Linked DNA regions of Mus musculus: region 2 is linked to region 1. A link is a contact called in ENCODE Hi-C or POLR2A ChIA-PET data. All regions are on one chromosome and are shown on one strand. The core of a region is the stretch at or near the end of the contact, and the rest is flanking DNA. Distances in the headings are between cores, read along the strand shown.

What was found. A loop is a pair of places that touch in the nucleus more often than their neighbours do. ChIA-PET counts read pairs that join two places held with the same protein, here RNA polymerase II (POLR2A).
Region 2: a map of heart shows a loop between it and region 1 (2.2-fold over the local background). The contact joins the enhancer-like site here to the promoter of Oxa1l in region 1. A Hi-C loop is called at or near these places in 6 of 37 maps with a recorded cell type or tissue (T-helper 17 cell and heart). POLR2A ChIA-PET finds 5 or more read pairs at or near these places in 2 of 5 experiments (Patski and embryonic stem cell).

The regions. Positions count from the first base shown.
Region 1 is chr14:54,358,205-54,365,135 of GRCm38, forward strand. It overlaps Oxa1l (oxidase assembly 1-like), which reads left to right and starts at 2,637. Exons shown (of 10, transcript NM_026936.3): 1 at 2,637-2,713; 2 at 3,118-3,264; 3 at 5,078-5,291. The coding sequence starts at 2,651.
Region 2 is chr14:54,440,344-54,447,274 of GRCm38, forward strand. It overlaps Mmp14 (matrix metallopeptidase 14 (membrane-inserted)), which reads left to right. Exons shown (of 10, transcript NM_008608.4): 10 at 1-2,113. The coding sequence ends at 329. Among named protein-coding and RNA genes, the nearest start is that of Gm24424, 6.3 kb to the right of the region's middle. Within about 2 kb of position 4,059, at least 2 of the 3 ENCODE cell types and tissues checked have a DNase peak (open chromatin) inside an H3K27ac peak, as active enhancers do; they include heart, where a contact is called at or near this core.

The DNA of each region.
Region 1 (6,931 bases), core at 1,387-3,886:
ATCTAAGTCTCTCGGATTTTGTTTCTGGCTCTCATAGTTTCTTTCTTTCTTTATTTTTTTCCCCAACCTTTAAACCCTGACACCTGGCACTGCAGCATTCTTTTCTGCTAATTCATCATCTCTGTTGTTTCTGGGTGGCTTGTGTTCTGTTGTTTCTGGGTGGCTTGTGTTCTGTTGTTTCTGGGTGGCTTGTGTTCTGTTGTTTCTGGGTGGCTTGTTTTCTGTTGTTTCTGGGTAAACTGTGTTCTGTTGTTTCTGGGTGGCTTGTTTTACTTTTCTCTGCTCCTACTAATATTTCAGATTTTTTCCCCATTTTGTTTTGTTTTTGTTTTTCCAGACAGAGTTTCTCTGTGTAACCTTGACTGTCCTGGAACTCACTCTGTATACCAGGCTGGCCTTGAACTCACAGAGATCTTCCTGCCTCTGCCTCTGTAGTGCTGGGATTGAAGGTGTATGTCACCACTACCTGGCTGATATTTCATATTTTTAAAAATCATTTATTTTTATTTTATGTGTATGAGTGTTTGCCCTCATGTATGTCTGTGCACTATGTGGAGTGCCTGATACCCGATGAACTAGCAGAGAGCATCAAATCTCTTGGATTTGGAAATAGAGACTGTTTTGAGCCCACTGTATGAGTGTGAGGAATCACACTCAGGTTAACTGAACCATCTCTCCAGCCCTGATTTTTTTTTTTTAGCTCTGTTCATTTTTTATTGAACATCATGCTTATTAAATTTTATCAGATATTAAATAATGTGACTATTACATTGTTGAAATTGTTAGCGTGTATTGTCTTCCTTAAAGTAATATTTAATTTTGCCTAAACAAAAAAGATAAAATTTTCCAAGATTTTTGTTTGATTTTTGCTTTGCTTGTTTGTTGAGACAGACTTTCTTTATGCAGTCCTTGCTGTCCTAGAACTCACTGTGTAGACCAGGCTGGTCTCAAACTCACAGAAAGACATCTGTCTCTGCCTTTTGAATGCTGATATTAAAGGCCTGTTCCCACCACATCTGACAATAGATGATAGATAGATAGATAGATAGATAGATAGATAGATAGATAGATAGATAGATAGATAGACAGACAGACATTTAGGCATGCATATATGAGTGTTGTGCTTGCTTATATGTATTTGTACCACACACTTGCCTAGTATCCATAGAGACAGACAAAGGTGTCAGAACTCTTGGAACTGGAGGTGTATGTGGTTGTGAGCTGCTATGTACATACATAAGAATATGTGCACGCACACACACACACACACACACACACTCTCTCTCTCTCTCTCTCTCTCTCTCTCTCTCTCTCTCTCTCTCCAAAATAAAAGTCGCAAATTTCGGGGTTGGATATGGCTCAGCGGTTAAGACTATTTGCTGCACCATGGTGAATACCAGAGTTCAGATCCCAACACTTATGCAACAAACACCTCTAACTCCATCCCTCTTCTGGCCTCCGAGAATGTACACTCATACAACACACGACATCTATGAAATAAATAAGTTTTTATTCCTCCAAAGTATCTAGTAGCATATGAAGAAGTATATGTGATCAACCCCCTCCTTCCTGAGCAGTAATTTATTTTTCACATTACTTTTTTTTTTTAAGATAAGGTCTCCATTTTTAACCCTGGCTGGCCTTGAACTCACCACTTACCTGAGTCAGCTTCCTCTTCAGTGCTGGGATCACAGGCGTGCAGCACCATACCCACCTTATTTCAATTTATGCTTTAGGGAAGCTTTTAGTTTCAAAAAATACACAACAAAATCTACAAATAGATAGTAACAATCTTGAGACAACAGATCCAAGACATCAAGTTCAACTTTCATCTTTAGTTTCCTCGGTTATTTCCCGGAAACTGCCTTCCCTATAGCTTTGTCAGATTCCAGGCTACTTTCAAATTTCATTGGATCTGTAATTACAATATTACCTTGCAGTAAGAAAAAACCCACGCCAAGCACAGATGTAAAAGCTATTGTTTTCGCCTTTCTGGTTTGCCTGTTTGTGGGGTTAATTCTAGTTTGAGATTTTGTTTATTCATTATCTTCTTGTGACAGGCAGGGTCTCTCTGCAGTCCTGGCTAGCCTTAAACACAATAGGTAACCAAGATTCACCTCGAATTTTAGGCAATCCTCCTGCCTCCGCCTCCCAAATGCTGGGATTATAGATTTGAGGCACTATTCCAAGAGTAAAGGCCATTTTTAATCCAAGAATTATTTTAACCCAGGGAACAATTACAGTTTGGGAAATGGAAGGGAAAACAGGAAATATGCTATGTTTACACTGCCACTTAACAGCGCATCCTGTCTCTTAGTTTCTTTTCTTTTTTTTTTTTTTTTTTTTTTTTTTTTTTGATTTTCGAGACAGGGTTTCTCTGTATAGTCCTGGCTGTTGTCCTGGAACTCACTTTGTAGACCAAGCTGGCCTCGAACTCAGAAATCCGCCTGCCTCTGTCTCTTAGTTTCAATCTCTGCGGAATCTTGACTTTTTTAAACCACTTCAAATACCATCGCCTGTCTTCATTCTCCCTCACTACCTGATCTGTGACGTCAGGTCTGACTGCCTGCCCATTTCCAAAATGGCCTCCCCCGCAGCGTCAAAGTTCTGAGTGCGCGTGCGCGAGAGTAAGTTCCCTCTTCCCGGCAAGATGGCGAGGAATTTAGTGTGCGGTCGCTGGCAGCTTCTGCGACTCCTACGACCCCAGCGTTCGGTAAGGTTCCGTCCAAAGCGCGGGGATGCTGCCTTGTCCTTGTCACCTGAGCTGAGGTCACGAGCAGATGCTGACCTGGTCACTGCGACCTGCGAGTCATGACCTCCGGTCGCGTGAGGGCACCACCGGGTTACGTCCCGGGGTTGGTGGCCTGGTTTCTCTGTAGCTGTTTGGAAACTGCCTGCGACCCTGAGCCGTGACCTCTGGGCCCCGTCCCCGGGCTTCGGTAACAGGATGCGGGAGACCCTAACCGGAGCTGCACCCTGCACGCTCCAGTGCATGGCTTCGGGGCCTGTAGTCTGTGCGAGCAGAGTTGCAGCGCCCCACTGCTGCAACCGCAGGCTGTCTGCGGGAGAGGCGGGTCGGCTGGGACTCAAGGCCTTCCCTTCCTTTCACATGGTCAGTACCATAGCGTCGCAGTGTCCCTGAGACCGCTGGCCGCCGAGCTCCTCGCAGCCCGCCGGGGTAACGGGCGGCCACCCTGTGCTCTTCTCGCCGTCTTCACTCCTCGCTGCATCAGTACATCTGCCACCCTCTTTGCAGAAGCCCAGGTAAGAGGTTCCCGCTGAGGAAAGGAGCACGACTTCTTGGCCCCTTTCTTTTGGTTCTGTGTTGTTTTGTTTGTTTTGTTTTGCGGGAGACAGTGAATGTGTAGCAGAGTTCTCACACTCCTCCTAAGTTCCTCCTAATATTAACCTGTTTGGAGTAGAAGTAGATTCTCATCTCAGGCAACTCAGTGAGGAAATGCCTAAAAGTGCTGAGAAATTTGTAGGGCAGGCAAAATGACCCTGCTGTACAAAAGCTCTTGCTATTGCAACCCTGGTAAACCGAGTGCCAACCCTGGAACCCAAGTAAAGGTGGAGCAGGTTGTGGCACAATCCTAGTAACCCCAGCACTTGGGAGGCAGAGATGGATAGATCTCTGAATTCAAAACCAGCCTGGTCAACATAGAGCTGTGTAGTGTGACCTTGTCTCAAAAATGAAAAAAAATAAATAAATAAATAATGAAGGAAGAAGGCGCCACACAAAGTTCATCTCTGACTTCCACACATGCTGTGGCATGCATGCCTACATACATCACACACACAAGATAAAAAAAAATTAAGCCTGGCGGTTGGTGGCGCACGCCTTTAGTCCCAGCACTTGAGAGGCAGAGGCAGGTGGATTTCTGAGTTCGAGGCCAGCCTGGTCTACAAAGTGAGTTCCAGGACAGCCAGGGCTACACAGAGAAACCCTGTCTCTAAAAACAAAAAACAAAACAACAAAAAAATTAAATTTGCCTGGCATGGTGGCGCACGCCTTTAATCCCAGCATTTAGGAGGCAGAAGCAGGCAGATTTCTGAGTTCGAGGCCAGCCTGGTCTAAAAAGTGAGTTCCAGGACAGCCAGGGCTATGCAGAGAAACCCTGTCTCGAAAAACCAAAATAAATAAATAAATAAATAAATTTAACTAATTAATTAAATTTTGTATTATATTCAAGACACTACCAGAGGAGTGGTGGTAAGCCAATAAAGTGAAATGTGATTGTGAGTTTGTGTGTTTGTGATCTGTGTGATTCTTTGAATACTGTTTCTTAGAAGCCTGTGTAGGATTTTTCTCAGAGAGATTTATCATATTGTGTTATGAGTGTGTGTGTGTGTGTGACGGTGTGCATGTGTACATGAGTGCCCATTAGAGAGCCTGAGGCTGGAGTTACCAGTGGCTGTATGCTGCTCTACAAGGGTGCTAACGACGGAAAATGGATCCTCTGCTGGAGCTCTTAGCCCCTGAGCCATGTCTTGGGATGTAGTCAGTAACAGAGCTCTTGGTTAGCATGTACAAGGCCAACCTGAACTACAGAGCAATCAAGATCCTGCCTCCAAAACTAACCTTCCCACCCACCCACTACCATTTAAAAAAAAAAAAAAAGAAGGAAGGAAGGAAGAAAGAAAGAAAGATTGGGAAAAAAAATTGAATTAAAGAGAATTTTGGGCTGAGGGCCAGCTCAGTCAGTGGTCTGTGTTCTTGCCAGATGTGTGTGAGGCCCTGAGTTCAATTTCTAGCACAGAACAAAAGGATTCCAAGTACTGTTGATTTGGAATATGGGAAGGGCAATGACCATGATGCTCACTCAGATGACTGAAGTCTGGGAACCGTGATGTGGGAAGCAAGTTCCCTGCCTGAAGGGAAGCCATGAGACACTCTCTTAAGTTATCCTGCTAGAGGCAAAAAATATTGTCCTTTGAAGGCAGGGTTGTATGGACACCATTGGCCATCATTGAAGATCAAGAAGTCAAAGCAAGAAAATAGAGCCCAGGACTGTTAGCATAAGGGATCCTCAACTTTGTACATCCCACTCACGGCACTTGGTCTCGTTCCTCACAGGTCCAGGCACCCCCTGTTATTCCTGCTACCTCTATCCCTGCTGCAGTACCAGAGGTAGCTTCTGGAGGAGCTGCAGATGTAGTCCAGTGTGCTACCGAACCGAGCTTCACAGAACTGGGGCTTGGTTCTTACACCCCGGTGGGTCTCATCCAGAACCTCTTGGAATATATACATGTCGACCTGGGCCTGCCGTGGTGGGGAGCCATTGCCACGTGTAAGAGGACATCCTGGGCAAGGGTGGAAGAATTGGGGACAGAAGTGTAGAGGTCAGAAAATCAGGTGATTCCAAAAGGGATGGTAACATTCAACTTTTAGTTCCTAGAGAGTGTTAGAAAGCCACTTATCTGCCCACAGTGCTTGGGAGGTAGAGGAAGGAGGGTCAGCGTTCACCCTTAGTTAATTAAAGAATTCAAGGCTAGCCTCGTACCTTAGTCACTGTTCTGTGGCCATGAAGAGATGCCATGATCAAAGCAACTCCTATAAATAAAGGAAAGCATATAACTAGGGACTTGTTTACAGTTTCAAGAGTTTTAGTCCATCATCATCTCAGGGAGCAGGAAGGCAGGCAGCAGGAAGGCAGGCGTGGTGCTAGAGAAGTAGCTGAGGGCTACATACTGATCCATAGGCGGGTGGTGGGGGTGGGGGTGGGGGTGTTTACTGGGCCTGTAGCGTGCATGGGCTTTTTGAAACCTCTAAGCCCACTCCCACTGACATACTTCCTTTCACAAGGCCACACACCTCCTAATGCCACTGAAATAGTGCCACATCCAATAAATCTGATGACTAATCATGCAAATAGATGAGCCTTCAGAGGCCGTTCTCACTCAGACCACCATGACTGGGCTACATAAAACTGCCTTTAAAAACGTTTGCAAAACCTTCATTTGAGCTCGGTCTGGTGTACACCATTAATCCCAGTCTTGGGGAAGGGATGCAGAGACTGGAGGATGCATGAGTTTGAGACCAGCCTGGTCTACATAGCAAGTTCTAGGCCAGCAAAGGTAACAGAAACCCTGTTGAAGGGGATGGGCAGACAAAGCTGAAGGTGACTCCATGGTTAAGAGCACAGCTGCTTTTGCAGAGAAGCCAGGTTCTATTCCCAGCACCCACACACTGGTTCACATCTGTCTTACTCCAGTTCCAAGGGATGCCTTTTTTGGCAGTTATGGGCATACAGAAAGACAGACAGGCAAAACACCTATACACATTAAATGAAAATAAAAAATGTTCCTTTATTTTATATGTATGAGTGTGTGTATATACCTGGGTGCCACATGCATTCAATGCCTGAATCCAGTGACCTTCAACAGCTATGCAAGTGTGCTGTCACCAAGACAAATTCCCAAGTCCCTTGGTTTTCTAGAGGGTTATTTTGGTTTTGTTTTGTTTTTAAGATTTATTTATTTATTATATGGAAGTACACTGTAGCTGTCTTCAGATACTTCAGAAGAGAGAGTCAGATCTCGTTATGGATGGTTGTAAGCCACCATGTGGTTGTTGGGATTTGAACTCAGGACCTTCGGAAGAGCAGTTGGTGCTCTTAACCACTGAGCCATCTCTTCAGCTCCTTTCTAGAGTTTTGGGTTTTTTTTGTTTTGTTTTTTTAAGATTTTATTTATTTATTTTATATATGTGGTGAGTACATTGTAACTGTCTTCAGAGACACCAGAAGAGGGCATCGGATCTCATTACAGATGGTTGTGAGCCACCATATGGTTGCTGGGAATTGAACTCAGGACCTCTGGAAGAGCAGTCAGTGCTCTTAACCTCTGAGCCATCTCTCCAGCCCCCCTTTCTAGAGTTTTTTAAGGATTAATTTTTGTGTGTGCACTCAAAAGTACATGTGCATGCATG
Region 2 (6,931 bases), core at 2,809-5,308, 84 kb after region 1:
TCACATACTTCTACAAGGGAAACAAATACTGGAAGTTCAACAACCAGAAGCTGAAGGTAGAGCCAGGGTATCCCAAGTCAGCTCTGCGGGACTGGATGGGCTGCCCTTCGGGGGGCCGGCCCGATGAGGGGACTGAGGAGGAGACGGAGGTGATCATCATTGAGGTGGATGAGGAGGGCAGTGGAGCTGTGAGTGCGGCCGCCGTGGTCCTGCCGGTACTACTGCTGCTCCTGGTACTGGCAGTGGGCCTCGCTGTCTTCTTCTTCAGACGCCATGGGACGCCCAAGCGACTGCTTTACTGCCAGCGTTCGCTGCTGGACAAGGTCTGACCCCCACCACTGGCCCACCCGCTTCTACCACAAGGACTTTGCCTCTGAAGGCCAGTGGCTACAGGTGGTAGCAGGTGGGCTGCTCTCACCCGTCCTGGGCTCCCTCCCTCCAGCCTCCCTTCTCAGTCCCTAATTGGCCTCTCCCACCCTCACCCCAGCATTGCTTCATCCATAAGTGGGTCCCTTGAGGGCTGAGCAGAAGACGGTTGGCCTCTGGCCCTCAAGGGAATCTCACAGCTCGGTGTGTGTTCAGCCCTAGTTGAATGTTGTCAAGGCTCTGCACTTGAAGGCAAGACCCTCTGACCTTATAGGCAACGGCCAAATGGGGCCATCTGCTTCTTTTCCATCCCCCTAACTACATACCTTAAATCTCTGAACTCTGACCTCAGGAGGCTCTGGGCATATGAGCCCTATATGTACCAAGTGTACCTAGTTGGCTGCCTCCCGCCACTCTGACTAAAAGGAATCTTAAGAGTGTACGTTTGGAGGTGGAAAGATTGTTCAGTTTACCCTAAAGACTTTGATAAGAAAGAGAAAGAAAGAAAGAAAGAAAGAAAGAAAGAAAGAAAGAAAGAAAGAAAGAAAGAAAGAAAGAAAGAAAGAAAGAAAGAAAGAAAGAAAGAAAGAAAGAAAGAAAAGCTCACAGAGAGTCTGGTGGCTTGGACAGCCAAGTTCCTCTCCACAAAGATCTGCCTCTATCCAACCCAGTCTGGAGAACTTCCAAAGGAGCCTGAGCCATTAAGGACTAAATGGGTTTGAGGAAACCCTTGGCAAACCCGACCCCTGACCCCTGAATGTTAGCCTTGAATGTCAAGTTCAAGGCTGGAAGAGCTGAAACCAGGGGGAAAGGTCCCGGGTGGAGTGAGGTCAAGGGGAGACAGCAGGACCTGAAGGATGAGCCTCACAGCTCAAAGCAGACAAAGACCTTGTTCAAATGCAAGTCACTGGGGCTGGGACCCAAAGAGAGCAGTCAGAGAGGGCAGGACACGAAGGGTAGTGGTGGCAGTGTATGCCTGGGAGTCTGCACAGACTGCAGTGCACACACGGGACACTAGTCCCCAGGAGTGGGCACATCTTATTGGATGTCTCAGAAAGGGCCTTAAGGGAAGCCACACTGGCCACTTTCTGTCCCCTTGCTCACAGTGTAGAAGGCAAGGGTAGGAATTGATACAGGAGTGAGAAGAACATGCATACAGGGACTCAATGGAGACCAGAGAAGGCTGTCAGCAGCCTGGGCTTGCTTAGACTTCCTCACTGCCCTAGTGAGGCAGGTGTCTGGGTGCTGTTGGTTAGGGTGGCCTCCCTTTCCTGATGCAGGCACCCCTCAGCCCATTTTACCTATGTCCTGCCCTTCCTCTTCCCCGCCCAGTTGACCCATTTGAAGTCTCCTTCAGCCACTGAAGGCGGTCATGGTACTGGGGACTTGGGAGAGTGAGACCCTGTGGAGGGAGAGGCGAGGAGAGGAGAGAAATGTCTGGGTGGGGGTTGGGGATAGGGGTGAACGGTGCTGGAAGCCCAGCTAAATTTCTGTCTTGTTTGGGTTTTTTTTTTGTTTTGTTTAATGTATATTTTTATTATAATTATTATATATGAATGCCATTCAAATCGTTCCTTTTTGTTAACAAGGGGCATGGGGAGGGGTGGGGGGTGGAGGGGGGCTGAGGCGACTGACCCCAGAAACCTGCAGGGCGGGGCTGGGTCAGTGCTCTCTAAGGACATTTTTTGACCTTGTTCAACCTTTCCAAGAAGAATAAACTGTGTTTCACATTCTTTGTGTGACTCGAGCTGGGTGTAGGGGTGGATACGATGCGATGTGGCCAAGCAGGGCTAGGGAGGGCAGACACTAAGAACAGCATTTCCCATGATGCAGGTTTTAGTATTTGTCATAAATATTTATTCTTAGATTGATAGAACTTAAGAGTTGCAGTTGGGGAACAAGTCATACCCCACTGGAGGTTAGAGGAGTGACTGGAAGAACCCATATTTCTCCCCCCAAAAGCCTTAAAAGGCTACCTTTGAGAATCAAGGCTGCCAGAATAAGAGGAAGTGGTCAAGCTGAGGCCATTTGGAAAATCTTCCTAAATTGCATTATTCTGCCGTGTGATCTCGCCACATTTGAGTTTCCGCATAAATCTGTCCCTTCAGCAAGGGTATTCCCATGGTCACATTAGTCTGAAGTTCAATGACAGGCCCCAGGACCTAAGGAGACCCTTCCTAGGGAGGTCCTGCTAAAGCTGGGCATGGTGGCATCTTTACTCTATGGAGGCAGGAGGTCAAGGCTAGCCTGGTCTACATGAATAAGATCTAAACTAGCTGGGGCTACACAGTAAGGGGTGCGGTAGGGGGCAGAGAGGTGGTGGTTCTTATAGTCCTGAGACCCTGCTGTTGGATCAGGAGTCTAGAGACGAAAAAGAAAAAGTTTTCTTCATGGTCTGCGCTCCAAGGAGTGTCCTCTCCCTGGCACAACAGAGTTCTTCCATTGTCCCAGAAGATCCAGGACCCTCAGGTTGGAAGGGTTAAATAACAAGGCTTTGTTTCCATTTTCCATAGAAACTGCTGCCCTAGACAGGGTTCCTAGGCTGTTGACCCTCCCTTCCTCCAAAACCAGCCTGAAGGGAGGGGTCAGCCCAGCTGCTGAGTCAGCTCAGCTGAAGGAGAGCAGCCCCCTTCTCCCGCCTTCCCTTCCTGCCTCAGCCCAGTCTTCCCTGGGCTCCCGCCCAGGTCCTCCACAGCCTGCCTTCCAGAGCCTGGCTCCACCCATGCCCTCTTCCATCCAGCTGCTCTGCAGGGTCCTTGGTATGGTTACTTTGGCAGATGGGGTACCCTACCTTCCTGCCAGCCAACAACCCTGACCCTGTGCCTGATCACCTGTGCCTCTGCTGCCAACAGCTGTTTGCCAGGGCCCCGTGTGTCTCAGTGAAGTTAGGAACAGCCTCCACCGACCGCCACCTTCACCAAAAAGATTTGGAGCTGAGGTGGCCCTGGGGAAGTCAGGGGCATCTAGGGGGAATCAAGCCCGTTCATGTGACCAAAAAAAAAAAAAGTAAAAGATGAGCTAATGGCCCCTTTGTGTTTTTGTGGTCCACATCTGGAGGTAATTACAGATGTTATCCAGAGGGAATTCTGCAAAGCACAGCTGGAGCCAGTGGAAGAGCCCAGGAGGGAAGAGGAGGGGGAGCCCGGGAAAGGAGTGCGGTTTCCCCATCACGAGGAAATTGTTTGGCTGGGATTCTGGAATCACAAGATGCTCTCTGAAGCCAACGAGAGAAATGGGAATGCAGAACTGGAGACAAAGGGAGATGAGCTGGAGGATGGATTCTGCGCAGACCGGACTGTGGGGTGGAGGCCGCATGTCTGGTGCTGATGATGTACTTGAGCCTGCCCACCCCACCCCGGGACCTTGGAGGGTGCCTTCGTGGTCATAAGGTCCCACTTGAGTGAGCCACCGTGTCAGGATAGGATGACAGGAGGCAGAGGGCCCTCTGGCTCCCAAGGACCTACCAACTGTTTTCACTGGCCTGGCCTGGCCTGGCCGATTTGTCTGCTGGGCCTGACCCAGTTTCTATGGTTCCAAGTTCCTTTATTCGAAAGCAGTACTTGTGAGTTGGGGCAGCCAGAAGGAGCCAGTTGGAATATGTGAGGAGGTTTGGGCTGCCCCAAGGACACTGGGCTAAGAAGATACTGGAGTGGGAAAGAAGGCCAAGAAGGAGCAGCAGTTTGCCCACCAACGCACCCCGTGGGGGGAGGGGCCTCTCTTTACTGCACTCTCCCTTTCCAGGGGTCCTGATAGCAGCAGGTCCAAAGCCTCTTGGGCTACCAGCCAGGCAGGCCAGGGAAGGGACAGCCTAAGAGGAACTGCACTCTCTGCAAGAGAAGATGTCAGAGAGACATCTCCACACATTACAATTTGGTTAGCCGTGGTGGTCCTTCCCTGCCCATTCTCAATGCCTTTACCCATTAAACAGACTTCCCAGCTACCTCTGTATCCTTGCTGTAGGCCTTCAGTATACAGAGCAAGGTCTCAGTTGGAACCAGTTCCTTAGTTCAAATTAGCCCCATATCGGGACTAAGGACGTGGCTCTGTGGGAGAACATTTGCCTAACATGAGCAGGACTAAATGTGATCCTCAGCACAGCAAAGCAAAACTAAGACCCCCCAAAGAAACTTGGGTGGTTGCTCTATGGAAGCAGATTCTGACAAGGTTCCTTGGGCATCTCTTCCAGTGTAGCTCCATGCAGCCAGTATGCTTTGGGGAACTGACAGGATATCTGTGTTTGCTTGTTGGACCATGCAGCAGATCAATGAAGGCAACCAGGGTAGGGAGGATGGGGCATGGGAGAGGTTCCTCAGAAAGGACAGCCAGTTTGCACCCTTTGCTTCTCAGAGGTAGAAGCAAGTGTTCAGAAGGAAGGAAGGTAAAGGCCACATGGACTCAGAAACCAGAGGGGCTAAAGGTGCTTACATACAATAGTAGGGGGTGTTGGTGAACACCTTGATAAGAATAGGAGGCACCAGGGGCTGGAGAGATGGCTCAGCGGTTAAGAGCACTGACTGTTCTTCCAGAGGTCCTGAGTTCAATTCCCAGTAACCACATGGTGGCTCACAACCATCTGTAATGGGATCTGATGCCTTCTTCTGGTGTGTCTGACAGCTACAGTGTACTCATATACATAAAATAAACAAATCTTTAAGAATAGGAGGCATCAAAGCTTTCAGAGGAATGGCTACTATTCCCATTAAGTCCCCAGAAAACTCCAGCCTTAGCTCAGACAATTGTCCTACAGTTCCTGTACCAGATCTGTACTCACCTCAAACCTTAGTCTATTTCTCCTTTAGGAAACCAGTTTTCTATACTTACTCCTACCCCTTAGTGCCTTTTCCCCTCAGTCTGGGAGAGACCCAGTGGCAGACTGCGCTGGGGCTAAACAGCCAGGGTCTGGAAGGCAGGCAGGCCTGACTGGACAGGACCCAGCTTCCCAATGAGCTCATACACATACTTTCCATGCTGGTGTGGTGCCAGTGGCTTAGTTCCTTCGGAGCCTGCTTTCCTCAGCCCCCTCGATGCTCCCTTGCCATTAGTCCTGGTGCTCCACAGCAGGACTGTTAGACTCCTTAAGCCAGGGCTGTCATCACATCCCCAGGGGGGGCAGCTTACTCTGCATGCTTGCTGAGGCCAGGTCCCCCTAAACAACTTATCTCCAGTCTTTGTGGCCTCTGTGGGCATAAAAGAGATAAGCTGCTTCACAAAGGCCCAGGTCTGTGGCTGGGGGTATGCCTCAGTCCATAGAGGACTTGCCTACCATGTGCAAGACCCGAGTTTGATCCCAGCACCCCATAAAACCAGGTGTTGTGACATACATCCATAACCCTAACCCTAGCACTCAGAAGATGGAAACAGGAGAGCCAGCTTAGGTTACACGAGACACTGTCCGAAAACAGACACCTGGGTAGAAAATGACCGGAGAGCAAGCAGACAGTAGAGGCGGTACTGTGATGGCTGTCGGGAGGGCATCCACTGAGGGCCTGAAGTAGCTCACTGACTCAAGTACCAGATGGGCCTGGGAAGTACCTCAGCACAGCTCATATCCTGTTCATTCACTGGATTTCCCATTCCGGGCACTTCCCTAACTCCGGGAAGAATGGGGGTCCAGTTGGAGCAAGGCCAGGCTGCCCACAGAAGAGGAATAAAAAAAATGGCTCCTTGCCTAGCTGTCCTGGTGCACACCTTTGATCCCAGCACTCTGGAGGCAGAGGCAGGCAGATCTCTAATTTCAAGGCGAGCCTGGTCTGCAGAGCAGTTGGGGTTAAACAGAGAGAAACCCTGTCTCGAGAAACCAAAACAAAGGAGCAAAGAGGCAAACAAAAAAAACAGGCTCCTTGCAAGTTAGTAGAAAAGAGGCAATGTATCTACTATATGACTTAGGAAAATAGAGCCAGTGTCTTTAAAGGACCCTTGTGTGCTCCCCAAATTCTCCCCAAATTCTCTCCATTAGAGATACCATGTCCCTGAATGTTGTACTATTTCTTTGCCTTTCTTTCTTTGTAAGGTTTAGTTTTATTTTATATGTGTGAGTATTTTGTCAGCATGTAAATGCACCAGATACAGGCCTGGTTCCCACAGTAGCCAGAAGAGGGCATGGGATTTTCTGAAACTAGAGTTCCAGACAGTTGTGAGCCTCCATGTATATGCTGGGCACTGAACTCAGGTGCTCTGGGAGAGCAGCCATGACCTCCTGAGATGTCTCTGCAGCTCTGAGACTTTCTTGTTTCTCACTGCTGTCGTTTGCTTTGTTCATTCCTGTTGTTGTTGAGCGTCCCTCGTGATGGTCCGAGTAGCTGCATTTCATTTCTTTGCTGTAGTGCATCTCCTTGTACAAGTATTTTGGTTTTATAGCGTCATCTTTTCACTGGTATGTGCAGTCACCAGGATTGTTCATCTTTATTAGGTGGAGCAACAGATGGCTGACATTTTACTTTGTATTTCTGTAAATCCTAATGAAGCTGAGCACCTTTTTGTTTGTTTGTTTTTTCTCATTAATGCTTTTGTTCTATGTTGTTCTATTGAGATAGGGTCTCACTATGAAACCTAAGCTGCCTGAGAA